Regions from separate parts of the Homo sapiens genome. Here region 1 is linked to region 2. The links are chromatin loops, found by intact Hi-C in ENCODE. Cell type or tissue: B cell. All regions are shown on one strand. Each heading gives the region's core, and the rest is flanking DNA. Links, peaks and the distances in the headings are about the cores only. Region 1 has its middle 8.2 kb from the start of LINC00548. Region 2 has its middle 99 kb from the start of LINC00548.

What was found. Hi-C counts contacts between places; a loop is a spot of excess contacts. Peaks named below come from ENCODE experiments on the same cell type or tissue, not always from the same donor. Only the 100,000 strongest peaks of a DNase experiment are listed, where the experiment ranks them.
Region 1: a loop joins it to region 2, with 1.9 times the contacts of the local background. A loop is called at or near these places in 1 of 110 quality-filtered maps.

Annotation. Positions count from the first base shown.
Region 1 is chr13:40,223,252-40,234,233 of GRCh38, forward strand. It overlaps the pseudogene RPL17P51 and the pseudogene RNY3P9. Among named protein-coding and RNA genes, the nearest start is that of LINC00548, 8.2 kb to the left of the region's middle. In B cell, for the core only: no CTCF peak of the experiment used is centred there; no DNase peak of the experiment used is centred there.
Region 2 is chr13:40,310,414-40,328,121 of GRCh38, forward strand. No RefSeq gene overlaps it. Among named protein-coding and RNA genes, the nearest start is that of LINC00548, 99 kb to the left of the region's middle. RefSeq lists a silencer at 7,339-7,633. In B cell, for the core only: no CTCF peak of the experiment used is centred there; DNase peaks (open chromatin) are centred at 7,748 and 8,128.

The DNA.
Region 1 (10,982 bases), core at 362-2,861, 93 kb before region 2:
ATTAAATGAGTGGGTGTAATATAATCATAAGGGCCCTGGTGAGGTAAGAGGCTTTCCTGGCTGCAGAGAGCCCAAGAGAGACAACAGCGTCAGAAAGAGTTGATGTCCCAGTCCTGGTCCCAAAATGTAGCAGGCTATTTGTAAGGACCAGACAGAGATCTGCAGATGCTGGAAAGGGTGGGGAAAGAAGTCCTTCCCTAAGGCCTCCAGAGAGGAATGCAGCCCCCTCGACACCCTGAATTTAGCCCAGCAAGACCCTTGTCAGATTTCTGACCTGCACAACTGTAAGATAATAAATACACATTGTTTTAAACCATTAAATTGTGGTAATGTGTTACAGCAGCAATAGAAAGTTAATACAATGTGCATTCTTTTGCAGTCTATGCTGATGATTTAAGCCCTCAAAATTAATGTGATTCAGAGTCATTAGTGGACTGGCAACACCCTCCTCCAGATCATTAGCCAGAATTCAAATAAGCCCAGGCCTAATGGGGACCCCTGCAGGACTCCATCTGAGAGCGCCTTGGGTTGAAGTGGGCATGACATTAATTAATCTTCTGTAGGCCTTGCGATTCCAGGGCCTGATTTTATATCTGAAGCAATCTGTATTTTCCCTCCCAGACATGACACTGGACAGGTTTTGCCTTTGTAAGGAAGATTATCTTCCCCGTCCTTCCTCCACTGATGTGGCAGTCAGTGCCCCCTCCCCACTCCATACCACCACCTCTCCCCTGATGCATGTGTGCGCGCACACACACACACACACACACATACACACACATAGACACATGTGCAGAGACACATGCATACAGAGACACAAACACACACATAATCACATACATATACACTTCTTTCTTTTTTGAAAATAAAGCAGTCCAGATTTTGAAAAATATTTGCTCCCTCAGTGCTCTGCTGGGGATTGCCCCAGGGTTTGTGAATTTCTTTTACCTGCTAAGTAATTTATTATGTAATAAAACATTGGGTACTTAAAGGAACAGTAGATTGAACCAGTCAGTTTTCAAGCTTTATAGAAGAGAAGACTTAGGTTGAATTTTTTCTTTTAAGGGATACCAAGAACTTCATGGATTTTTGCCATTAAGTCTTTGAAGATGCCAGCATGTGCCAGGTGAGGGGCAGTAATCCTAAAATGTACCATCATTTTGCCTGATTGGAAGCACTTCTTGCTTCAGACTTAGAGTTTTCGAGATGATCTGTTTGGTCTTCTGATTCTTGTGTTCTCAGTATTCACGCCTCTGCACTATATTCCAGACACTATTCTGGGTATTGGGGATGCCGGGGGTCCCTGGGTGAAAGATTGAAGTTGTAGATACAGATTTTTTTTAACTTTTATTTGCATTTATTTTATGCTGAATTTATTCCCATGCCATAGTTTTTGTTTCTTTAGTTTCTTCTGGGATATCTTTTTCTTCTGTGCAACCTCCTCTTCTGGTTTAAGAGCCGATTGTTCCTTTTCAGTGAGGATCATTTCAATGTGTCAGGGAATGTTCATGTACGGGCAGAGCACGAGAGTTCTTAAAGTGAACAAGAAGATTTGAACCTCTTGATTTGCATGATTTTGTGGAGTTTTCTGGCTCAAATGAATAATGAACCATTTTAACAGATCACCTCAGGCTGCTTAGGGGAAGAGCAGAGATTTTATTTTTTTATGTGCACAAATTTATGAAGTACATGTGCAATTTTGTTACATGTGTAGATTGTACAGTGGTCAAGTCAGGGCTTTTAGGGTATCCAAATAACATACATGGTACCCATTAACCAATGAAGATACAGATTTGAAAGTCATTGACCATGATTAGCATTAAAAGCCATTGGAATACAGCATCACCCTGGGGTGTGTGTAGGCAGAGAAGAGAAGGGGAATCTAGCCCAGAACCCAGAGCACGACAAAACTTAAAGGTCCAGCAGAGGAGGAGGAATTAAGAACAGAGGATGCTTTCATGGTAGGAGGAAAACCAGCAGGGTGGGGGATACCATGCAAGCCGCAAAAGAAAGTGTTTCAAGGAGAAAGAATAGTTAGTTAGTGGTGCCAAATGCTGGCAGAGGTCAAGCATGGAAAGGACTGATTGGTGATCACTGGTCTTGATGACACAAAGGTGATGTTGACATGAGCAATTGGAAGAGATGGAAACCCAGTTGGAATGGTTGAAGATAAAACATGGAAAAAAGGAGTAGAGACCATGGCTTCAATAAATTTTCAATTAGTTGCTACAAAGAGCAGCAGATGCAAGTAGTAGCTGGAGGTGGAGGTGGGGTCATAGGGAGGAATTTCTTAAGTGGGAACACTAGTGATAAGGATAAAATACAGTGGAGAGACAGAAATAGTGAGGCAGCAAATAAAATGGATAAATGCAAGGAGGAAATCCAGGACATAGTGAGAAGGAAGGGACCCAAAGTGCAAGGAGAAAAGGCTGACTTGGGTAAAAGCAGAAAGTTCACCCACGGAACCAGAAGGCAGGGCAGTGAAGATGTGAGCACAGAAGCAGGTGTGTTGGCAGATTTGGCAGGGAGAAGATGAGGGATTTCCTATCTAATTAACTCTGTGTTCTCAAAGAAGTATGAAGCAAGGTCATCATCTGCCTTTTGTATATCTTCAGCATCTGAGCTAGTACAAATGCTGCTGCCTTGTCAGCTAAGGTGATACCTAGGATCCTGGCGCAGGATCTGGTGTAGACACTGATTACTTATCAAGAAAATCACTTCTCCTGTTGATGCATGCGCTTCTCAGCTTTGAGATGGTAAAGACAACTATCGTATTAATCAGACATGGAAGGAGTCACTCTTGAAATTTCTGCTCCGGGAAATATGGCTAACTAGAGATCCAGAGATATCTGAAACACTGAATACCTTTAAAATATGTTTTGATACGTATGGCAGAGCTGGCAGGAAGTAAGGACAATTCTGAGAGGCTGGAAACAGTGAGAAGATATGAGCGCAGGGAGGTAAGCTACAATTGGAGCCAGTGCTGTCCTGTGTTGTCTGAAGACCACTGGATACCTCGAGCCTGGGTTTTAACTGGCTCTGTGCCTAAAAGACAGGAGACAATGCCTCAGCTAGAGATGAAAAGTCAGACTGAACCCTGGCAACAAACAAACAACAGGACCTCAGAAGGGAAACGCTCTCAAAAACTGAACTTAAAAAATAAAATCTACCGAAGAAGAAGCTGGATATAAGTCTGTCTCATTCTTGGCCCTTGATGGCGGGGAGCATCAGTAGGAAAAACATCTCCTCAGAGAATATCTATCCAAAGCCTACACTTAAGAGGTTTGGGGGCTGGAATTCATTCCAAAAATGCAAGACAAACACGCAGTTAAAAAGGAATAGACTTCAACCCATGTCTCAGAAAATTGCTGCAATAAAGTTCTAGTAACTGGTGTTTACAGAGACAGAGACAGAGATAGAGAGATCCCAAAACACGAAAGAAAACAAGTCACCATGAGAAGGATCAATAGAACCAATAAATTGCAAAACCAGACCATATAAGAATACAGGAACAGGATTATCAGATGAGAATGTAAGATATGTTTGTTTGATATGTTTAAAAACTGAAAGGCGGCGGCTGGTCCAATTGAGTGCAGTGGTGTTTACAACTAATCAATTACAACCAGTTACAAATGTCTTTGTTCTTTTTCCACTCCCACTGCTTCACTCGATTAGCCTTAAACAAAACATAAAGTAAAATAAAACATGAAGGTAAAAGGTGGCAAGATTAAAAAGTTCTAGAGGTCTGCTGGACAACATTGTGCTTATAGTTAACAATACACTCTACCCTAAAAATGTATTGAGGATAATTAATTTCATGTTTTTATAACAATGAAAAAGAAACATCGTATAGAAAAGTTGGCAGAGAAAAAGAGACTACCAAATACAATCAGACAGATTTTGATAAAAATATCAGTTAGAAATTTGAGAAACAAAAGCTAAAGTAACTAGTCAGAACTACAGAGAAAATTTGTAAAGTCAAATATCAAGCTGAAGAAATTACCCAAAATGGGCCAGGTGGGGTGGCTCATGCCTGTAATCCCAGTACTTTGAGAGGTCGAGGCAGGTGGATCACCTGAGGTCAGGAGTTCAAGACAGCCTGACCAACATGGTGAAACCCTGTCTCTACTAAAAATACAAAAATTAGCCAGGCGTGGTGGCAGGCACCTGTAATCCCAGCTATTCTGGAGGCTAAGGCAGAAGAATCACTTGAACCCAAGAGGCAGAGGTTGCAGTGAGCCAAGATCGCGCCATTGCACTCCAACCTGGGTGAGAGAGCAAGACTTTGTCTCAAAAAAAAAAGAAAAGAAAAGAAATTACCCAATATGCAAAATGTATACAGTGACAAAAAGATAAAAAATACTAAGGAGAGGTTAAAAGGCAAGGAGGATTGAGGGGAAAGTTCTAACATACATCTAAAGGGAGCACCACAGGAGATAATGGTGAGAATGGGGAAGGTGAGACAAAGAGATCATGAATGAGACCTTCCAGAGCTGATTAATGACAATGATCCTCGGATTCATAAAGCCCAATGAACATCAAGATTTCCTAATGAAATCTTCACCCATACACACCCAATGAGAATGCAGAATCACAAAAGACAAAGAAGTACTCAGAGAAAAAGACAGATAACCTACAAACAATATTAGCTCAACAGCTAATTCATGAACAGCAACAACACTGAGAGAAAGTCATTGTCAACCCAGAAAAACTCTCCTTCAAATATGAGGGTGAAATTAACACATTTTTTCAAATAAGAAAAACCTGAGAGATTTTTACCAACAAACACTCAGTACAGGAACTTCTAAAGGATGAATTTCAGGAAGAAGAAAATGATCTCAAAAGGAATTAAATGGTTCTCAAGAAGAAATCAGAAGTAAAGAAAATAATAAACATATGGGTAAATATTTTAAGGTACAAAATACTAAATGTGATATCCAATTTGTGAAGTTAAAAAAAGAGATAGAAATAAAATACTAAACAAAAATAGCGTATGAGTCAGAAACAGGTAATTAGGCAACTTATCTCACCCTAGGAGTGACAGTTCTCTACCACCATAAATGTGAAGTAGCAGCCATTTTCAAAATGATCTCTGGAATCTAGTTGTTTCTACCTCAGATCAGTTTTTGATATCTTGCTCGAAGCGTTAATGGTTGCATTTTCTATGAGCCAAATTTCCTAATTGTGGCACTTGGGTACAAACCCAAAGCATTTAAGTAGCTCAACCAAGTGCAACACATCCAAAAACTCCTAGATTTTTGCTTTTTCCATTTCCGTCTCCATTTAATTTTGAAGAGTGATGAGATAACTGCAATGACAGCAATCTAAGTGGTTGTATATTTTGTCTAAAATGCCCTGAAATCATTCTGAGATATTATGTAAATACTCACATCTGCTCATTACGTCTTTAGAGGGGAGGCTCCACAGTCCTCCTGCCAGTGCTGTTTCTTAAGATGAGATCATTAGAAAAGGATTAGTGGTGTAATGTCTGCGGGGCTCAAACAATAATTTGAGACTTTCAGATGTGCACAAGGTAATTTTAAATAAATTCCAGGGTTTTTCTGATGATAGCCCTCAGTTCAATCATAGCTGCCTTTAAAGAAATGCTAATTGGATGAGGTAATATTTAATGCAAAACTTGACGCATGCCAGGCCCTCAATAAATATAGCTATCATTATTCTTAGTATAATTTCTGGGTATAAATAAAACAAACACAGAAAGTGTGGCACCATGATGGACTTTAGAAGTCTTGGTTCCCAGCAGTGACTTATAACTTTCCAAGGCCACAAAATGGAGGGGACAGAGAGAGACTTAGATATCACTACATTTGATTTCTGGGGATTGCTGATTCATTGAGTTAATAAATATTTAGAGAGCACTTATGCTCGGCAATGATGACACAATAATATACAAGATGTGATCCCTCCTCTAAAGGAATTCACAGTTGACTAGTAAAACTGTTGCCAGACCCTGGAGACAGAGATGAACAAGGTATGTGTCTTCGGTATCTCACCATCTATTAGAGAACACAGATAAATTTTAAACCCATAAATTACAAAACATCACTGTTGTAAAAGAGTCATAGACAAAGCATTGGAGGGTACAAGAGACAGGATACCTAATCCAGATTAATGGTGTTGTGGAAAATTTTAAAAGGAGTTGACTTTTGAAACTGGACTTGGAAGATGAATAGAAAATAAAAAGAAAAGAAGGAGCATCCTGGACAGAGGGGAAAATGCCTCTAGAGCCACAAAATGGGATGCCAGCTTTGAGGAATGGCGAGCAGTTCTGCTGGCTTGATTGTCGAGTATGTAGGTGAAAACTGGCAAAAGTATGGGCTGGACAACTAGATTGGACTCAGTCTGGGACAAATCTTGCAACATTTACAAAGAATGTACACCTTATCCTAGAGCAGCAGGGGTCAACATGGAATTGGAAGCAAGAGATGGCTATATTGAATCTTAAAAAAAATAATAATAATTTCAGGAAGATGGTGTTAAAGTCACCCCAGATATGAAAGAGAGAAATGGTCAGAAGAAAAAAAAAAACACAGTGTAAAGGCCATAGCAATAGTCTAGACAGGACATGATAATGATATGAATCAAATCATAGCAGTGAGAATGTTACCAGACATATAAGGAGAAATTTGGCAAGACAGGCAACAAATTGAATGTGGTAGGAGAGAAAGAAGAGAAAGCAAAGATGGTGAAGGATTATCTAACTTGAGAAACTGAGTGAGCCAGTTTCACTACTTTCTGAGAGAAAATGTGTAAGATATAGAACAGGTTTGGGAGAAACACAACAAATTCTGTTTAGCAAATTTTACCTTTGAGATGCTTATGTTATCTCAATAGGGAGGATGTATTTGGTAGGCAATTCAAAATATGGGGGTGATGTTTTGGGGACACAAGAATTTGGAAGAGTGATAGTTGAAACTATCTAGGAGTTTGAGGATGTCATCTGATGAATTCAAGATTTAAAACCAAACCATAAAACAAAATATAGGAAGGAGACCGAAGGGACCCAAAGATCCGTTCAGAGCAACCCTGTAAGATCAATCACTCAGGACAACCCACGAGGCACTGCGTCCTGCGTCAATCACTGTGGAGGAGGACAATAGACATGCAAAGCCTCCCACATTTTCCTCACCTCTCCTCTAAGCAGAAAATGCTCAGGCTACATTGCTACTGCTTTTCTGCTACTACCTCTCTTAAGCCATGACGAGCTACAAACTCACTGTCAGGATTCTTGAACTTTTCTTTACATCCTTTAACTGACTAGAAGTCTTTGAGATAAAAAGGAGATAACGCAAAATACATAGATAATAAGTTGGTTCACCGAGAAGCCACAGAGCAACAAAACCGACCCAGGACTAAAAGCTCATGGCTTCTCTTTGTGACAGTGGCCTACCTTTGATCCCAGCTTCCCCCTTCAAGGTATATGTCCATGCACTAGAATATCCATCACAACACTCCCCACATTGACCTGCCTAAAGAACATGCTATGGAAAGATGACCTACATCCATTTTTACTATCTCCCCACAGCACAGTTTCCTTCCTCATGACTTCCATAACATCTGCTGTGTCTTTTCCTTTGAAGACAAAAGCAGCCTTGGAAAACAATGGCATTCAAACAGCCAGGGACTGATTGATCTCTCTTTGCTCCTGGTTATAGTCTCTGCTTTACCCTATCTCTGTATTTATGCCCTTGACATATTTTAAATTCAAGGATAATAAGACAGGATCCAAGTTCATGCCCCCAAACTGCTCACATCTTCCTGGAAATGACTAGAAATCCTGACATTCCCAAGCAAGAAGTCTCCTCTCTAGCTGTTAAATGATGGTAAGTGGGAATGGCAGATAACTTTAAATCGACCATTAAAATCGTTTGCCATGCATCATCAGCACTTTTCAAACTGGAGTCTGAGGTGCCCAATGATAGGAGCTGTGGGCCAGATGACTCATGAAACCACGAGATAAAACTGTTGCTTCTCTTTAAAACTTCAGTTTTACTAGATTTGAAGGGGAATTTTGTCTTAATATTAAATAAGCACAAATATATTAAAGAATAGGCTGCCAAGTTTGCATGGGTTTTTTTTTTAAAGATAAAATATGAGACTTCAAAGAAATTTTAGACCTCTAGACAGACTGCTTCCAGCCCCCTAAATCAAAGAGCAAAGATTCTCTCTCTTCTCCCACGGGGGTACTTCAGATGCTTGGGCAAGATTCCTGCTTCCTGGAAGAATAAGACGAGTGGATAAACTCTGTCAGTCTGACAAAAGAAAAGTGTCTGGAGGATAAAAATAGATACTGTCTAGAATGAGAATATACAGAACTAATATGGATACTGATTTCAAGATGAGAGGGTAGACCTAGAATCCTAAACCAGGGAAGCCTGGCTCACTCATTTCCTTCATAGCCTTGGAGAAGACTTGGAATTTCCCTGAGTCTCAGTTTCCTCGCCAGTAAAATGGAGTTGTACTAGAAGAAAAGTCACAAGTGATTTACAATTTTTGAATAGTTTCCAACATTTAAAACTCAGTAGATTTCAAATAAAAATCTAAATTGTTGTCTTCTCTTAAAAAATTAGAATATCTCATCCCTAAGCCTATCGCCTTCCTAGATGGCAACTGTTTGTTGCAGTTGTGAGGAGTCGTTCTTTAGACAGGACACGAGTCCCTACCACATCCTGAGTGGGAGCTTATCTGAGCCCCCAGCTCACCTCAAACATTGACCTGCTCTGCCTGACTCTATAGAGACCTACTGTGCCCATCCAATCCAGTAGCTCCTAGCTACATGGGGCTACTTACATTTAAGTTTAAATTAATTAAAATTAAATAAACTTTAAAATTCAGTTCTTCAGTCACACTAGCCATTTCAAGTGCTCAAGGGTCACAGGCAGCTGGTGGCCACCGCACGGGACACAGCTTTAGAACGTTTTCATTGCCGCAAAAAGTTCCATTAGGCGGGGCTGCATACACATTCGAATATATAACTCCAGGCTAGGTGACATTTCGGATCTCTCAGCCCTGATACCCTAGATTCTTTATGGGGCATCACAGCCACTGCACAAGTGTCCCTTTAAAAAATCTTTCCTTCTCCATCTGTTGCCATAGTTGGAGATGATGTCTAAGGGCACAAAGAGGACTTGTGGCTTCCACTGTGAGCAAGGAAAGACAGGCATGTTGACTTGTCTTTGAGGCCAGTTTGATGGGGACAGCTGGAAGCAGCAGAGGTTTGGGATTCCACAGGCAGGAGTCCTCAGCTCCTCCTCTCCCCACAGCCTCAATCAGCTCAGCTAAGAGTGGCAGTTCCCATTCTCCTCTTAAGGAAAAGGGTAATTAAGACAGACACACAAATAGTAGCCATTCCAGAGGTGTTCCCCTGCAGAAGAATTAGGCAAATCTAAAAGCTATTAGCTAGAGACACAACATAATTGAATACGCAATGGAGAGTTTGCCCCCAGCACAGAGACTGGCCTCAGAGACACTCAGTAAGGAGAGCTGTAGGTGTGAGCAGCACTTCAGCTGTACTAATGTATAATTACAAATGAGCCGGATTCCTCCATCTTTTTCATTACAGCCAGCCCCTCCGGGAGCACTCTCAGGCAACACTTAGTTAGCAGTTAATAAGCCACTGCATGTGCCAGGCAGCAGCCAAATTGCATTTTCCCCAACACTTTCATTCACACTGGCCTTCCCCCATTGGATCAGCAAACATGAGATTATCCTGCTCCCTTTTACATGGACTCTAGAATTTGAATTCAGGAAGTAGCATACCCACTGTCTTGGAGATAGGGGTTTGGCGATTTGACACTCTTTAAGACCCTACCCAAGGAAGGTGGAACAGCAGTGCCTCTCAAACTAGCCCACAGCTTATGAAAAAATACTGACACCCGACATCAACCCAGCCCAATAAGGTCAGAATCCCAGGAGTGGGGCCCAGGAATTTAAATGTTTTTAAAATATCTTGGAGAATTCTGAAATATACCAGGATTGAGAACCGCTGGCTTTTGTTATCTGGGGGCCACTTGACCACGCCATCCCAATCCCACTGTTAGACATGCAGAGAGATCAGGACTCTTCCTCGCCTTGGCCTCTTCTTTATCAGATGGATGATCACACCCCTGACGGGCCGTGCAGTAGTCAAGGACAGCCAATTTATGTGGAGAGATTAAGCATCGAAGACTCCAGGAACCAAGAGCCCAAAACCTGCTATGCCTCTAGCCCAAGATCCAAGAGAAGTTCTACCCCGGTCTTTCCTGGTTCTCTGGATCCTGAGCATGGGAGGGAGAGTGGGAGACTTTTCTGTAGGAATTGGATGGTGCCCTGAGTAGATGGGTCAGGAAGAAACAAGAGAGAGGTAATGAGAGACATCCAAGAAGTTTTAGGAGGGGAAAATAAAATAATTAGCCATGCAGCTGCTAAGCCATGAAGCAGAGAGTGAAGGAGAAAGGAACAGCAGTGAGCAAAGTGAGACATGAGCAGGCACAAGTGTGGCAGCCAGGAATGGCGACAGCTGCCCATTTGTGTGTGTGTGGCACCCAGATTAAGCACATGTCCTCACATGTCCAGTGTGAGGCCTGACAAGCACAGATGTCAGATGAAAATATGAGCACCCGGGCTTGCCTTAACACTAGTAGGGCAGGCCTCTACAAGAAACCCCCATCAATTTCTAGACTGTTTTGCCAAACCCAGTAAATCAGTCTGGGTCCCACTGCCTGGCGTCATCCCTGCATATCTAAAAAAGCAGTGAAATATGGGACATCTAGAATTACGAGCTCCTTCACACATGGGCTGGCTCGGTGGCCTCGGCTGTACAGCTGTCCTCTCCTGACCCGGGCTTAATCTCTCCCTAATGAATTTTCTTTCTTGATATTCAAGCAGATGGCTCCACAGGAGAGTGAACGCATTCCCAAATCTTACAGCATGACTCTGTACACATGGGAAAATGTAGGTTGTGTTTTGGTTTTTGCTTTTTT
Region 2 (17,708 bases), core at 6,233-8,732:
ACAATTTTAATGAAATCAAGACTCACATATATGAAAAATATGGAAGTTACTACTGATCCCAATGATTATTTCCATTAATAAGAAAATATCTTGAAAGGAAAAATGGTAGTGATTTTTAAATAAATCTTTTGAACTAATAGGAATTTATAGTTACTAAGAATTAATACCACTAGTAATTTAATTTGAATATTTTTAATATACATATGGATTATACTACAAGAATGTTCACAGTAGCCTTATTTTTTAAATTTATTTATTTATATTTTTAATTAACAAATAAGAATTGTATGTATCTATGGCATAAAACATGATGTTTTGGAACATGTACACATTGTGGAACGGCTAAATCAAGCTAATTAACATAGGCACCACCTCATACACTTATCAGTTATTTGCATAATAGCATTATTTCTAATTTCAAAATTTGGAAACAGTTGTCCAAAACAAAAAGGATTAGCTGAGTAAATTGTAGCATATCCATATGGTGGAATACTTTTTACAAACTGAAAATAATGTTATAGAAATGTATTTATATTTAAATGGAAAGGCATTTACACTCCACTGTTGAGTGAAAAAAAAATCAAGTTACAAAATACTATGCATTGTATGAGTTCATTACTGCTTAAAAGGAAAGGATGTCATACAAAAAAAAAAAAAAACCTAGAAGGAACTGTACCAAAATGTTAACAAGGGCAATCATAGGTTGAGGAATACAAGTAATTAATATTTTCTTCTGTTTCCTTCTCAGCATTTTCTGTTGTTGCTTTTTTTCCCTAAAATAAACATGTATTACATGTGTATTACATGACACTGTTACCTTTTTAAAGCACGTGCCTGTGGTATTACAAATATGAATGTGAGATTTTAGGAATAAGACAATGAGCACCTGACTTAAAGGTGAGGCAGAGAAGGGGACTGACCCAGTAGGAATCTGTCCTGATGGCCACACAGTCACAGAACTCATTCAGCAAATGGCCCAGAGCACAGGCTGTGGATCTCAGCTCAGCCACTTGTGATCCAGGCCAAGTGACTTCATCTCTTTCCAGTTTCCTCATCTGTAAAATGGCTGCCTCACCACATTGTCAGAAAGCTAAATGAGTTGATACAGTGTATGTAAAGTTCCTCAGCTTAAAATAAAGTCTGGCACATGCTAAGCTTTATATGTGCTTGCTTATTTAAAAAATATTTTCTTTCGAAGATTCCTGAGATAACTAGGTGAAAAAAAAATTACTTATTATCCCACCCCCTTAGGGTTGAGTCAGCTGGGTAGAGAGAAGGCTGGCGCTGGTTTCTTTTCAAACACAGTTCATCATCTTAATTTCTTTAAAAAAAAAATTAAAGAAAAAAACCAATTCACTTCCTTTCCTCCTCCCCATAAAAGCTCTTTGGGAAGTTTTGCTTTATTGCTAATGCTTTTCTTTATAACTGGATGATCAATTCAGCTGGGATTAATTGAGCATGAAGCTGGCAGCATCTGTGGAGCCATTTATCAGAGAGAAGGAGCCAGCTCACACTGAAGCCCACCAGCTATCATTATCCGCGCCAGCTCCAGCAGCCTCAGGCACACCTGAGCCTCAGGTGGCTAGCGACATGCTCACCGAGTGTGCGACAACCAAGGGTGGGACCTCCTGCACTCTCCCCTCCCCAGCAGAAAGGCTGTCTGGCTGCAAATGATCCTCACAAGCCCAAAATGCTATATTTACTCCAATGCCATGCGGGCATCTTGCTGTAACACTGTTTTAAAAAAAAAAAAAAAAAAAAGAAAAGAAAACATTAATTTAATTTAGAGTGAATATGACCTGGATTCTATCCAATGGAATTTTGTTAATAAAGTACCAAAAAATATCTTTTTATGAAGCAATATCCAGCATGGCCCCTGCAAGCATACATTAGAAAGATTTTGGCATAAAATTCCCACTGTATGTGTATTTGCCAGAAGTATAGGTTGTGTTTGCTTACCAATAACCATGTGTAATATGTGAACATAGACAGTTGATGAGCATTGTGTACATGATAAGGATAATAACGAGAACTGATATCGTCCAGGACTTATGTGTCAGGCGATCTTATAGGCACTTTACAGCTACTACCTCATTTAATCCTCACAGCCTAGGATGTATGAATTCCCTCCCTAATTTGATGAGGGAACTGAGCAGAGAGAGGTTAAGTAGCTTGCCCACAGTTACACAGCAAGTCTAGCATAAGCTGGCATTCCAACCAGGCAGAGCGGCTCCATACCCCATATACTCTGTACACCACCAACCATTCTGTTACTCTGCCTCCCACGTGTGTGTGTGTGTGTGTGTGTGTGTGCACTCTTCATACACATACATCTGCTATTTGCCTTTCTTCCCTACACAAATCTAGGGCTGCAGGCGGGCTGCAACTGGCTAACACCAGCTTTTAAAGTCTCTGTAGCCAAGGCTGCTCTTAATCAGCCATAGCCCAGGTGCCATAGCCCTTGCCCATCCTAGGCAGAAAGGAGCGAGAAGAGGCTGTCCTCACTCAAGGCCTGCCCTTCCTTTCCTTCCACAGAGGGAGAGTCTAATTCGTGTGTGTGTGTGTGTGTGTGTGTGTGTGTGTGTGTGTGTGTGTGGTTTAGTTGCTGAACATTAGTACATATAATATTTTAGTTGCTGAACCCCACCTTGATGGCTAATTTTATGTCAGTTTGGTTGGGCTGTGGGGCCCAACTATCTTGTTAACATTATACTGGATGTTTCTGTGGGGGGATTTTTGGATGAGACTTACATTTAAATTGGTGGACTTTGAGTAAAGCACATCACCCTCTCTAATGTGGGAGGGCCTCATCTAATCATTTGCAGGCCTGAATAAAACAAAGGACTGATGAGCAAAAAGGAACTCTGTCAGCAGACGGCCTGCAGACTTGAACCGCAGCATTGGCTGCTTCTGGGCCTTCATCCTGCAGACTTTGGACTTGCCGGCCTCCGTAATCCTGTGAGTCAGTTCTTCAAAATAAATCTCTTTCTATACATACACACATGCCATTGGTTCTGTCTCTGGAAAACCCTGGCAAATATACCCACACAGGATCAGATAGGCTGGGAGCACACCGGCCTCACTCAGCTGTCACTAGGAGTGGGCGGGGAGCGGGGGTTCTTCTGCTTAGGAAGGATGTAGGAAGAAGTGACCTTTTAACTCTACAAGTTAAAATGCAGGATTGGGTTATTCCAATGCATGGTATTTCCCTTAGTACAGAGTCTAGCTTCAAGGAATCCACCTTTCACCATGTGACCAAGTATAAACATGAGACAGAATATGGAGCTCCAGTCCCAATATTTAAAGGGACAGACGTATGAAGCACAAGGTCTCACATAAGAAGGAAACCAACGCTGTGACCCAGATCCTGTCACTGGCCTTTTAAACTCTGAATCACAGAACTCACAAAGGGAGGGAGATTCTTATCCCTCCCCAATAACATATTTTTCCTCAGCAAAAAAAAAAAAAAAAAAAAAAAAAAACAATGACCAAAGGAAATCCTTTGTGGGACGCTTCCTACCATTCCACAGTTACCATTCAAAAAAAAAGAAAACGCTCATGGAATTGAGCCACCTCTCCTGGCAAGTGATTCACATTGAACTCAATGAGAGAATCACTTTGCATTTCCTGCTGAAGTTATTTTGCAAGTGGTCATGGTCATCATTACTGAGCCAAGGGAAGGACAAGTTCATAGCCAGGGTGTCCACCTAAATGGATCTGACTCTTTGGTCATTTCCTGTGCTAGCTCCCCCCACAAACGGGACCTGTCACCCATGGGGACACTAAGGCTGAGACCAGAGTCTCAACCAGGCATTGCTATGAGACTCTGAACAAATTCAGGTCTAGTATTTTCCAACACCTCTCACCTTCCAACCACATACTTAACATCAAGAAGAGATTCTTGAAAATCAGTCTTCTGCACAAAAACTCTAACTCAGAGTCTTTCCTATGACTTTACCTGGGAAAAGCTACAATGTTTCACATCCACCACCCAAGACTCTCAATCAAATTTTTAAATGTAACTAATATACAGCAAAACACCTATCTATCTGTATATAAATAATGAACTCTCATGTTAGAATGTAAAATGCCTCAAGCATGGCTTCCTGGTCACCAAAAAATTCATGTTTGTAACAAAGAGTTGCTTGATGACCTGCAGTGGCTCCCCTCTTAGTTCTAACAACCACCAAGACACACACCCCATGCTGACACTCAACATGCCTTTCAAGAAAATGTACAGTATTTAGAATGGAACTCAAGACTATTTCGGCAAATCGTTTTGTTGAAATGTTGTACTGAGCTAGGTGGTCATAAATATACACGTTTTTCTATATAATCATTGACTCAAAAACATTGTATAGAAAGGCATATACATTTTATGGAGTTTGGGCTTTAAAAAATCAAGAACCATTCTGTTGAGAAAATGTTCCCTGGAGAGACATTGTGGAAAATCTATCATTTATTTGTTTATTGTGGTTATTATCTGTCTCCCATCACTCAACCATAAGCCCCTTAAGAGCAGGGATTTATTTCTGTTTTGCTGATAAGTCCCCAGTGCCTAGAAAGGATCTGCCTCACAGGAGGTGTGCAAGGTGTATCAGATGAGTATATTAATATTTGTAACATTCAGGGAGGCTGCAGGGAGATGGATGGATTACTAAAATCCTCATCGTTTATGGAAGGACGCTTTGAAAAGAGCACTGGGCCAGGAGTCAGGAGGCCTGAGTTTTGAGTCCTGGACTGGCCACTCTGTTACTTGCTGTGTGACCTGAGCTTCGTTTTCCTCTCAGGTTCACCAGACTATCAGCAAATCCCCCAGCTCCATCCCAGAGTCTCTATCTGATTCCAGTGGGGAAAAGCCCACTGAACTCTCTAATGGGAGGGGGAAAAAAGACAGCCACAGTCTCAACTGGAAGGAAGTAGAGAGCAGAAAGCAAAAGAGAAAGAAACATAGTATCTGGTTTAGAAAATGAGGAATCCTTTTCCTCCGCCGGGTGATCCCTTCTTATTACATCACACTAGAGACATGGTGGTGACGTTCAAAAACAAAGAAGAAATCTCAGAAGTAGCATATAGTGTTCCAGGAGCTCCATCCTGCCTGCAGAAAGCAGATTCCTGCCTGCAGAAAAAAAAGCAGAAAAAAAAAAAGGAGGCTGAGCTTCCCGCAAAGAGTCATGAAGCTGGGTTTCCCCTGAGGTGTCACCCAGTCCTGCTACGCTGTTTCCTGTAGGTGTGCTGCCAGCAGCTGGGCTCTGCCAGAGGCTCTCCATGCAGCAAATACAGCCTTGACATCCTGGAGATCAACAGGGAGCTGCACACTGCATCTGGGACTGGGAAAGAGACCTTAGCAGAGCGCAGACAATGAGCCCTCATCCTTTTCAAGATAGAGGCGGACACCTGGAGGAGGCTCCCAGCATCTCCACTGAATGGACAGGCTACAGACAGGCAGCCATCCTTCTGACGTGGAACAACTGATAAGAAAGCTAGACGTAGATGCACGTTCACCAGGCACTGTGCTGACAGCTTTACGTACACCATTGCATTTCATTTTTAAAATAGCTTTACGAGGTAGATTTTATTGTTGCAGATGAAGAAACTGAGGCTCAGAGAGATTAAGTGGTGTGCTGAAGATCACACAGCCAGGATATGCAAGTGGCAGGACTCAGCCCCCACCGTCTGCTCCCAGAGCTCAGTCCCTTGCCCCCGCACACATCTAAATGGGTTCTGGATTTGCCATAATACAGGACACATCTTCCACTCGCTCTTCTCAGAAGCCACAGCAGACCTAAACAGAGGAAGCCACCCCTACCTGTGCCGAAATATTTTAGCCTTCTGTTGCCCTCAGTAAGATTCAAATATACTCTCATCTCTTCCATCTTAAAAATGTGCTTCCGCACCAACGTCTTCCAGTTCCAACCCACCTCTGTCTTGCCATCATGCCAAAGGGCTTAGAAAAGCTGGCCACGCTGTTTTCTTACCTCCTACTCAGTCCTCTACTCCCCTCCCCATGCCTGAATCATCAGGAAGCCTCTGATCAAGGTCACCTGCCATCCCGGGGTGCTGAGTAGACCCTTTTCTCTGTTTTGGTTTTACTCGATTTCTCAACCCCATTTCCAACGTCAGTCACGGCCTTGTTCTTAAAACCTGCTGTCCTGTTAGGACACTCACTGCCACCCCTCCTGGTTTCCCTCCCAACTCTCTGCCTCTGTTGGCCTTGGGTGCTCCTGGGACTCTGCCCATTCCTTAAATGTCAGGGTTTCTTGGGATTTCACTTCTCACCCCAGACACTCTCTAGGGGGGCCGGGGGGGGAGGATTTATTCACCCTCAGGCCTTTGATTAATAGCTGCATGTGAGTGATTCCCCAATCTCTGCCTCTCACCTTGCTCTGTGTTCTGAGCATCAGCTCCACAGACCCAGCCTGCCGGCTCATCGTCCTCACCACCAGGAGAAACGAGCCTCACCAGTACCCGGCCAGGTTACTTCTGCCTTGTTTCTACCACCGAATATTCCAGCCTTTGAGAACTATTGACTCTTCTGAGCCACTGTACAGCCATTGTCCCCTCTTGTAGTAAACACTTTAGCCCTCCTTTTTCCCTCTGGCTCAGTTCCTCTCGTCCTTCAGATCTCCCTGTGGGCCTCACTTCCTTTAGAGAGTGAGGAGAGCATCTGCCCATCAGGCCCACGTGAGCTCTCGTTGCCCAGCTTGCTGCCCCTTTAGGAGCCTGGAGGATGCTACACTGCAATGGCCTCATTTTCTTTTTTTTTTTTTTTTTTTTTTTTTTTTTTTTGAGATGGAGTTTCGCTCTGTCGCCCAGGCTGGAGTGCAGTGGCGCGATCTCGACTCACTGCAAGCTCCGCCTCCCGGGTTCACGCCATTCTCCTGCCTCAGCCTCCCGTGTAGCTGGGACTACAGGCGCGCGCCACCATGCCCGGCTAATTTTTGTATTTTTTTTTTTAGTAGAGACGGGGTTTCACCGTGTTAGCCAGGATGGTCTCGATCTCCTGACCTCGTGATCCACCCTTCTCGGCCTCCCAAAGTGCTGGGATTACAGGCGTGAGCCACCGCGCCCGGCCGCCTCATTTTCTCCATATCCTCCACTAGGCTAGATCAGGAGACAAGATTTCCTATTTTTTGCTATTTAATTTCCACCAACTAGTGTAGTTCTTGATCCATGCATTAAAGCATTCAATGAATATTGGTCAAGTGAATGAATATGAGTGACAGCATCACTTAATCTGGTCTCAGGACCCTCTCAAGTCCAGTGAGCCCACAACTCCACGAATCAACAGCAACATGTGCTGGCTGTCAACCACAGCCCTGTTTCCTAGCAAGCCCTCTTTGTTTACTGCAGATGATACCTGCTCCCTAAGAACTGAAATTTAACCTTGTCTCCTGATCCCTATCCATAGCAACCACCGTGACTATCAACACATTCACCACTGGCTTGAGTCTACCTGCATTCTTTCCCTGAGCACATTATCCTACAGTGTTCTCTCATCACTACTGATGCTAATGACCGATGCTTGTCACCAGCTGTGCACAGGTGTGGGCTGGTTCAATGCCCTGAACACTGTTGGTTTAGTAGGCTGCTGCAGGGCCCTTTTTTCAGTCCAGAGGGGGGTCTTCTTCTCTCTGGAAGTCCTGGCACACTGTACTCCTGGAGCCACACAAGCAGCCTCCAACTTCATGTGTGCTTATTTGCATATGCATGTGTGCCTCTTAAACCACAGCCCCAGCCAAATCTAGCCACTTCCCATCCAGTGAAATCCTTCGAAGAATATGACAACAGTGAACCTGCTCCCTTCTGAGGGAGGAACTAGGAACTAAGAACAAGCCTGTTCCTAGCTCAGGTTTGCCCAAATGTGCCACATATGTGAAAAAACACAAGCTTTTCTACTTACCGTCCAGAAGTTTTCAGATATTGTCACATTTGTGGATAGAAAAATCTGGATGTCTGATTGACCCTGCCTTCACTTTGTGTCCTGTTGATTGCTGTTATATAAACCCTGATGAGCTGATCTTTCTTTTCTCAAATCTGCCATTTCTTGACCTCCATTGCATAATCCCTGAATGTGCCTTCCAGGTGCTATTGTCATTCTGGAGCAAGTACGGCCAAGTCATCTCATGAGAGCTTTGTAAGGATTATCTACAAGCAGTAGCTGTAGGACTTGGCACTCTGCCAGCCAGCAAGAACACTCCGGTGTCCCTCTCCATGCCAGCTGGGCCAGTGGCTCACACAGGTTCTGGGCAAGCTGTGTGTCCCCTCCCTCACCTCTGGTCTCTCCCCAGAAAAATCCCAATGATTAGTGCTTTTCACTGCAGAGGGATGTATTAATAGAATCCAGAGCCATTTTTGTCTTAGAGAAAACCTCCTATAAATACAAAACAGTGCTGTGATATGACCCTATCATTCTCCAACCAACAAATTTTTCCTGAGCATCTGTGATTTACAAGTTCTTGCATAATAGGGTTCCAATTTACCATATCAAAGTAACTTCCTCAAAACTGTATCTTATTTACTTATCAATGTCAAATTTGTTTATTTATTGATCAATCAATGAATTAATCAATTGAGAGATTTCATAAACATGTATTTTGCCTTTACTATATGACAGGTTTAGGGTTTATGATAAGGATCCCAAGAGAAACAAGACGATCTTTTCCTCAAATTGTTCACTATCTGTATTATTTTGCATGGGCTGCCATAATAAACACCACAGACTGGGTAGCTGAAACAATAGAAATTTATTTTCTCACCATTCTGGAGGCTGGAAGTCCAAGATCCAGATGACAGCAGGTTATTTTCTCTGGGGCATCTTGTTGGCTTGCAGATAACTGCCTTCTTGCTATGTCCTCCCATGGTCTTTTCTCTGTGCATACCTACCTACCCCTGGTACCTCTCCCTCTTCTTATAAGGACGCCAGTCCTTTTGGATTAGGGCCCCACCCTAAGGGCTTCATATGAACTTAATCACCACTTTGAAGACCTTATCTACAAATTCTGTAACATTTTGAGTTTCTGAAGATTGGGACTTCAACATAGGAATTTGAGGGTGGGGGAGCACCATTTAGACCATAATACCATCTTCATTAGAGAAGCAGAGAAATTGAAAAGTAGTTACAAGTAAGTGTATTAAGGAGTATGGTAAAGGAGATACAGGGTGATTCTCCAGCATTGAAGAGGACTCCTAACCCAGTCTGAATGAGAGTGGAGGTCAAGGAAGGCTTCCTGGAAGAGTAAGTACAGAGCATACTGAATAAATGTAGCACATACAGAGACCTGCAGTGAGGGACAGCACAGTCAAGGAAAGTAATTCAGTTTGATTAAAACAAAGAGTACAAGAGAATGGGAGCAAGATGGGAGACAGGAAAGGAAGGCAGGGCCAGTAGGAGAGCCACACAGAGGAGACTGGACTCTGCTATAGCAATGGCACATTAAATAAATAAACGCGTGCTGGGAATGGGGAGGGGTGGCCACACACCACATGGGGCTTTATGACAGATGATGGCTGTCACTGTTTGGGGATATATTACAGGCTGGGAAAGCAGTTAGGAGGCTGACAAAATTATCTATGCAAAAGGTGACGTATTAGCAGCAGGCAGAGAGGCTGGGGTGGCCTCTCAATGAAACTAAAGCCAGGGGAAAGGCAACACCTGATAAGGGGAATACAGAGTGAGTAGAACAGTGGCCAAGGAGGGAACTGTAGGAATATTAGCATTTAAAGAAGGCCTAGCAAACTGGACTGTCAAAAGTAATTTTTTCTAATGCATAAAAACTTCAAAATCATAGAGAGAGAGGCTCTGTGCCACTCCATCTTTTAGGAACAAGACAGATGATGATTCTGCCATCATCAATATTTGAAATGCACAGCTTAGTTGTCCTGATATTTGCATGCAGTTTATGCACAGTTTATGGACAGAGGAAGTGAGCAAGTGAAGAATGAATGTGGTTACCTGGAAGTGGTGTAAATCAATTACACCCACACCTAACTGCAAGGGAGGCTGGGAAATGTAGTCTAACTGTAGTCTAGCCATTAGATGAACAGATAGCCAGGGTCTCCCCAATGAGTACAACTTTCCCTGCCAGAAATAGGATGAAGGAAGACATTCCAGCCAGAAAGCATGACATAAGCAGGGGCAGAAATTTTCAGTATGTATTCAGGGACTGTAAGTAGTTGAAATGGTCTATGACATAGAATTCATGTAGGAGCATATTGGGAGCTACAAAGGGAGGCTGAATCTACATTGAACAGAGCTTTAACTATCTCATAAGAGTGTTAAGTTTATTATAATCACCAGGGACCTTTGTTAAAAGGTTCGAAAATGATTTTCACTGAAAAAGATCTTTCAAGTAGATAGAGATAAAGATGTTCATGGAAGAGGAAAAAAGATGAGATAAATGAAGAAAATCTGGATAAGGATTGTCTCTGCTGTATTTTTGAAAGCCTTGATTTAAAAAATGTTTTTTAAAAAAAGTAAGGGCCCAGCCGGGCGCAGTGGCTCATGCCTGTAATCCCAGCACATTGGAAGGCAGAGGCGGGTGGATCATGAGGTCAGGAGATCAAGACCATCCTGGCTAACACAGTGAAACCCTGTCTCTACTAAAAATACAAAAAATTAGCGGGCGTGGTGGCACGTGCCTGTAGTCCCACCTACTTGGGAGGCTGAGGCAGGAGAATCGCTTGAACCTGGGAGGTGGAGGTTGCAGTGAGCTGAGATCGTGCCATTGAACTCCAGCCTGGGCGACACAGTGAGAGTCCGTCTCAAAAAAAAAAAAAAAAAAGATAGTAAGGTCCATTTAAAAATGTTTCACTGGACATACTATGAGATAATAAAACCAGTAAGGAGGAAAAATGTTTTCATCTATTTATGCGTTAGCTTGTACTTTTATGTAAGAACAACTAGGCAATGTGTGATCACTTTGAAAGCTCTAGGACAATGAAACTTTTAGCCAAAGGTATTATTTTATGGGAATCTGTAATATTACCACAACAGGAATGGCTCCCCCCTCTGCTTAAAATCACAGGGGCTTGATTCACTTCTCCTTCTCCACGTGTGTCAGAATTGACTTTGCAAGCAATGCCAGAGGAGACTACTTCCATCAGTATTGAAAATCTATTCAGTAGATAAGCTGCCATTAGAAATGAATTGCCTGAAAGAGTCACAAAATTCTTCTGTAGCACCATGATTTGTTGTTTTTCGTCACCTCTACCTAGCTTTGTGATGCTGAGTCCAAATGGAATCAACACCCACACCATATTTGCTCATAAATCTCTTTCATTTCAAGGCCAAAGATGGGGTCACCTTTACATCTTTTTGCTAAGAAACACTCATACGGAATACATTCCAGGTATCCCATTTTAGCAGATGTATGGCCCCCAGACAGTTAGGAGATGTATGGCCCCCAAACACTTAGGAGATGTATGGCCCCCAAACACTTAGGAGGCTGGGGATTTGCCAAGCCTTTTTAACAACTGCCCTTTCATAAAGGGGTAGAGTTTTTCTGGGCTCATGCTCTTCAAGTCCTAGAGAGATATGCATACCATTCTTTGCAACCTAGCAAAATATTTTTTGATCTTATGGAGACAGTTGATAAAATGGAAAAGATTTTAAAAATGTAGAACCACAATGATAAGACAACCCTGAGCACCAGCTGTTACCAGTTGTTGACCTTGGACAAATTATGTAACTTCCATGAGCTTAACATGAAAATAATAATACCTATAACACCGGATCTTATATGAATAACATAATAGATATAAAGTGCTTAATAGTGCCTGGCACATAGTATGATATAAAATATGTGTTCTTCACACAGGCTCCACTTCCCCGACATATACTGTGTTGAACTGCTGGCCTTGCCTGTGATGGACAAAGCACTGAAATCCAAATGTCAGAACCTATCCTACTTCAGGTATAAAGGCCCTGCTGTGCTGCTTGTGTACAGCCTATTGTCCAGGTACAGTACCTCCAGTGGGTCATATTCTCTGCACATTGTATACTACCACAGTCACCACAGTCGTTAACAATGATTGGTTCCCTTGAAATTTAACCTACACTGGCTGTTTTACCTTGATAGAGACATGCTACGGTTTACAAGGAATGTTAAGTACAGAGTACAAAGAAAAAATAATGCATTTTGAAGGGCCTCTGTGGAGAGGCGGCACAAGAAACTCTTGTTTGTGGAGCTACCTCCAATCTTTACTTTTCCAAAGATGGCAGCATCATTCCAGTTGGGCAATTCTTGTGGTTTTTTTTCCCCATTCTGAGGTCAGCTACAGTTTCTCCCATGTTTTCTTCTAGGTGTTTCATTGTTTCAGACCTTACATTCAGGTATCTGGTCTATTTTAAGTTAATTTTATATAACATTATCTATTGGTTTCCATAGATGCTTTTTACCTGGTTGAGGAAGTTCCATTCTACTCTTAGTTTATCAAGAGCGTTTTTCAACATTGGGTTTGGATTGTATCCTGTGCTTTTTTCCTATATCTATTGAGATGATAATGTGGTTTTGCCTTTTTAGTTTGTTTTTTTTTTTTTTTTTTTTTTTTTTTTGAGATGGAGTCTGGCTCTGTTGCCCAGGCTGGAGTGCAGTGGCGCGATCTCAGCTCACTGCAAGCTCCGCCTCCCAGGTTCATGCCGTTCTCCTGCCTCAGTCTTCTGAGTAGCTGGGACTACAGGTGCCCGCCACCATGCCCGGCTAATTTTTCGATTTTTAGTAGAGAGGGGGTTTCACCATGTTAGCCAGGATGGTCTCGATCTCCTGACCTTGCGATGCCTTTTTAGTTTTTTAATATGGTGAATTAAATTGATTGATTTTTTTTAATGTTAAGCCAGCATTCTTGGGCCCTGATGTATTATCCCTTTTATACATTGTTGGATTTAAACGTTTTGCATCTATCTGCATGAGTGATTTTGGTCTATAGTTTTCTTTTCTTGTGATGTCTTCTTGGGTTTGGTATCTGGATAATGCTGGTCTCATTGAATGAGTTAGCATATATTTCTTTCACTTCAATATACTGGAAGAGAATTGTTACGTAGAATTGGTATTATTGCTTATTTAAATGTTTGGAAGAATTTCCAAGAAAGTTTTCCTTATAGGAAGATTTCTAAACTACAAATTTAATATGGCTATGCAGGTTATCTATTTCTTCTGGAGTGAGCTTTGGTAATTTCTGCCCTTTTTTTTTTTTTTTTTTTTTTTTTTTTTTTTTTTTTTTTTTTTTTGAGACAGAGTTTTGCTCCTGTTACCCAGGTTGGAGTGCAATGGCATGATCTCAGCTCACTACAACCTTCACCTCCCGGGTTCAAGTGATTCTCCTGCCTCAGCCTCCCAAGTAGCTGGGATTACAGGTGCCCACCACCACACCTGGCTAATTTTTGTATTTTTAGTAGAGACGGGGTTTCACCACATTGGCCAGGCTAGTCTTCAACTCCTGACCTGAGGTGATCTACCCACCTCGGCTTCCCAAAGTGCTGGGATTACAGGCGTGAGCCACCATGCCCAGCCTGGTAATTTCTGCCTTTCAAGGAGTTTTCTCATTTCAATTAAGTTGTCAAATTTATTGGCATAAAGTTGTTTATATATTTCCTTGTTATTCTGTTAATATCTCCAGTGATGTCATCTTTCTCATTCTTGATATTGGTAATAAGTGTCTTCTTTCTTTTTTTCAAGACCAGTCTGTTTATAGGTTTATCAATTTATTGATTATCTCAAAAAACCAACTTTTGGTTTCATTGCTTTTTGCTGTCACTTTTTTGTTTTCTACTTCACTGATTTTCATTCTGATCTTTATTATTTTCTTTCTTTCACTTATGTTCTAATTTGCTGTCATACATTTTAATTTTATGCATGTAATAAAATCCACAATACATTGTTATTTTTGTTTAAGATGCGAATTATCTTTTGAACAGATTTCAACAACAATAAGAAGAAAAATCTTATATCTTTGCCCTTGTAAATTTCTGGTGCTCTTTATTCCTCTGTGTAGAACCAGGCTTCCATTTGATATTATTTTCCTCTGCTTGAAAATCTTCTTTTAAAATTTTTTGTAATGTGGATATGCGGGCAATTAGTTGTTTCAACTCTTGTATGTATGAAAAGGTCTTTTCTTTGCCTTGATTTTTTAAAGAGATTTTTCTGGAGTATAGAATTCTAGGTGGACAGGTTTGTTTCTTCCTTTTAGTACTTTAAAGATATTGCTCCACTATCTTCTTATCTGAATAATTTCCAAGAAGATACCTTCTGCCATCCTTATCTTTGTCCTTGTGTATGTGATGTGTCTTTTTTCTCTGGCTGCTGTTAAGATGTGTTCTTTCTAATTAATTTTGAGCAACTATAGTCTAACTTGTAGTTTTTATTGCGTGTCTTGTTCTTTGGGTTCATTGAACTTTGGATCTGTGAGTTTATAGTTTTCATCAAATTTAGAAAACTTTTAGCCATTGTTCTACAGTACACTAGGGCTCTTTTTTTCAGTCTATTTTCTCTCTGTGTTTCATTTTGGATAGTTTCTATATCTATGCCTCCAAGTTTCTCATATTTACTTTTGTAATGTGTAATCTACCATAAATTCTATCTGCTGTACTTGTCATCTCAGATATTGTAGCTTGCATCTCTAGAATTTTGATTTAGGGATTTTATATCTTTCGTGTCTCTAATTACCGTTTTCAATGTATTGAATAAAATTATAATAACAGTTTTAATGTTCTTGTCTGCTAATTTTAGCATCTATATCAGTTCTGGATTATGTGTGTCAATTTCACACTTAATCTTAACAAAAATAAGTGTGTTTTTAATTCTCATTTTGTATTTTACAGCTTCTTTTCATGCTTGGTAATTTTTATTGGATACCTGACATTGTGAATTTTATAATGTTGCTGGGTATTTTTGTATTTCTATAAATATTCTTATATGTTATTCTGATATACAGTTACAGTACTTGGAAGATTTATCTTTTGAGGTCTTGCTTGTAAGATTTGTTAGACAGGACCCAAGCAATGCTCAATCTGCAACTGATTATTTGTCTCAGTACTCTATCTAATGCCCCATGTGTCATGGATTTTCTTCTAGTCTGGCTGGTGTAAACAGTCATTACTCCTGGCCCTATGTGAACACTGGGCATTGTTTTCTCTAATCCTCTTCCATGGTTCTTTCCCTAACTTCAGGTGCACTTCCTCATATGCATATAACTTGTCCACACTCACCTGAATCCTCAAGCAGGACCCTCTGCAGATCTCTGGAGTTCTCTTTCTATGCAGCAATCTCGTCTCTTGTGCTCTGCCCTCTGAACTCTAGCTGCCATGGTCTGCCTGGAAACATTTCAGCAGTCTGTCTTCTCAACTCAGGAAACCCACCAGTCCCCTCCTGGGTTCTTCCTTCCTATGTCACATCCTGAAAACTCTCTGAAGGCAGTAAACTGTGTAAATCAGAGGTGGAGCCACTTATCTACTTATCCATACAAGCTCATACATTTGTAACAGAAAAGACTACTTCCTCCATGCTGTTTGCGAAACGATATCCAAAAAGGAATAGATTCTCAACTAATTTTGCTGAACTGAAAGAAAATTGAGTACATCCTCCAAAGTAGAATAAATTAAGACCTCAGGGGATAATTTTCCTTGCTTATACTCCAAATCTCTTTCACATCCCTTTAATCTACCTGTTTATCAGGAGAATTCCAGAAGGTGGTCTGGTCCACATACATTTTATTTTGTTGTATTTATAATTAAAAGTTGGGTGTTTTTCCTTTCTCTTGAGAGTTAGAAACAGATGTTTTAACATCCAGAGGAAGCCCTAATATGTAAGCCCTTAAACTGAGAACATTATAATATTGCTGGGAACAGATAAATGTAAAAACAAAATATTTCAGCTCCCAGAAGTCCAAATCTGTGAGGATGCAAGTAACAAGAGGAACAGGAAATAGCATTACTATCACCCATAGACATTTCCCAGGATGTTTCAGAAAACTGGCATGACTTGTAACAACCAGTGATAATTAATTACTAAACACTACTGCTCACTGAAAAGTTGTAAGTTTTGGGGAAGAGAAATTTTCTTTCTCCAGCAAGTCTCCTTCTCTGAATACGACAGTTATCAAACCCATCACACCCCAGCAAGCAAAGGAAAGGATGCTTTGTTTTTTTTTTGTAAAGTGGCCTGGGTCCTCACACACGTGTCCTTTTTTTTTTTTTTTTTTGAGATGGAGTTTCACTCTTGTTGCCCAGGCTGGAATGCAATGGCGCGATCTCAGCTCACTGCAACCTCTGCCTCCCAGGTTCAAGTGATTCTCCTGCCTCAGCCTCCCGAGTAGCTGGGATTACAGGCATGCACCACCGCACACAGCTAATTTTGTATTTTTAGTAGAGACGGGGTTTCTCCATGTTGGTCAGGCTCAAACTTCTGACCTCAGGTGATCTGCCCACCTCAGCCTCCCAAGGTGCTGGGATTATATGTGTGAGCCCCCATGCCCAGCCACACATGTCCTCTTTAGAGCAGTGGTTGATCCATGGAGATGGCACTCTCCTTTGCTGCCTCATGGCACCACCATCAATTTCTCATAGAAAGATAAAACACTGGGGGCAGTGGCAATACTGTAGAATTTGAAGTCAGATGGCAGATATTCAAGTCCTGCTCAGCTGCTTATTCCATGTACAATGTTGAACAAAATTTCCTCAATTTTTGTTGGTTTTCTAGGGCTACCATTACAAAATACCACAGATGAGATGACTTAAACAACAGAAATTTATTTTCTCACAATCCTGGAGGCTGGATGTCCAAGATTCAGGTTCAGCAGGTTGGGTTTTTTCAGAGACCTTCCTCTTTGATTTGGAGGTGGCCACCTTCTCACTGTGTTTTCACACAGTCATCCTTTTCTCTATGTGTGTCTCTGTCCCGTGAAACTAGGGCCCACCCTAATAACCGTATGTTAACTTAATTACCTCCTCCAAGGTTCGATTTCCAAACACAGTCACATCCTGAGCCACAGGGGATGAGAGTTTCAATATATGAATTTTGGGAACACACAAGTCAGCCCATAACAATTCTCAAAGCCACATTTTCGCCAGACAAAAGGACAAGGCAACAACAGTTGTCTTGAAAGTTTATGTATGGTCAGGCACAATGGCTCACACCAGTAATGCCAGTACTTTGGGAAGCTAAGGCGGGTAGATTGCTTGAGCCCAGGAGTTTGAGACCAGCCTGGGCATCATGATGCCCAGGAAACTCCATCTCTCCAAAAAGTACAAACACTTAGCCAGGTGTGGTGGCATGTGCCTACAGTCCCAGCTACCCAGGAGGCTGAGGTAGGAGGATTGCTTGAGCCTGGGAAGTGGAGGTTGCCATGAGCTAAGATCTCACCAGTGCACTCCAGCCTGGGTGACAGAGCCACAACGACAACAAAAAAGTTTATGTATAAGAATATAGTGAGATTTTAGTTGACTTTATTGAAGTAAACATACAGAAAATATACTCAATGAGTTTTCATAAAGCGAACATGTTCAGTTGAATCTCCAACCAAATCAAGAAGGAAACCCCCTGTTGCCCCATTCCCCAGGGGGTAACCCCTACCCTAATTCCTAAGAGGATGGATTAATGGTGTCTGCCTTTGTTTATATTCTTTGTGTATCCCTTTTCTCACTCAGTGACGTTTGGGAGAGTCATCCATATTGTTACATGTCACTGTAGTTAGTTAATTCTCATTGCTACATT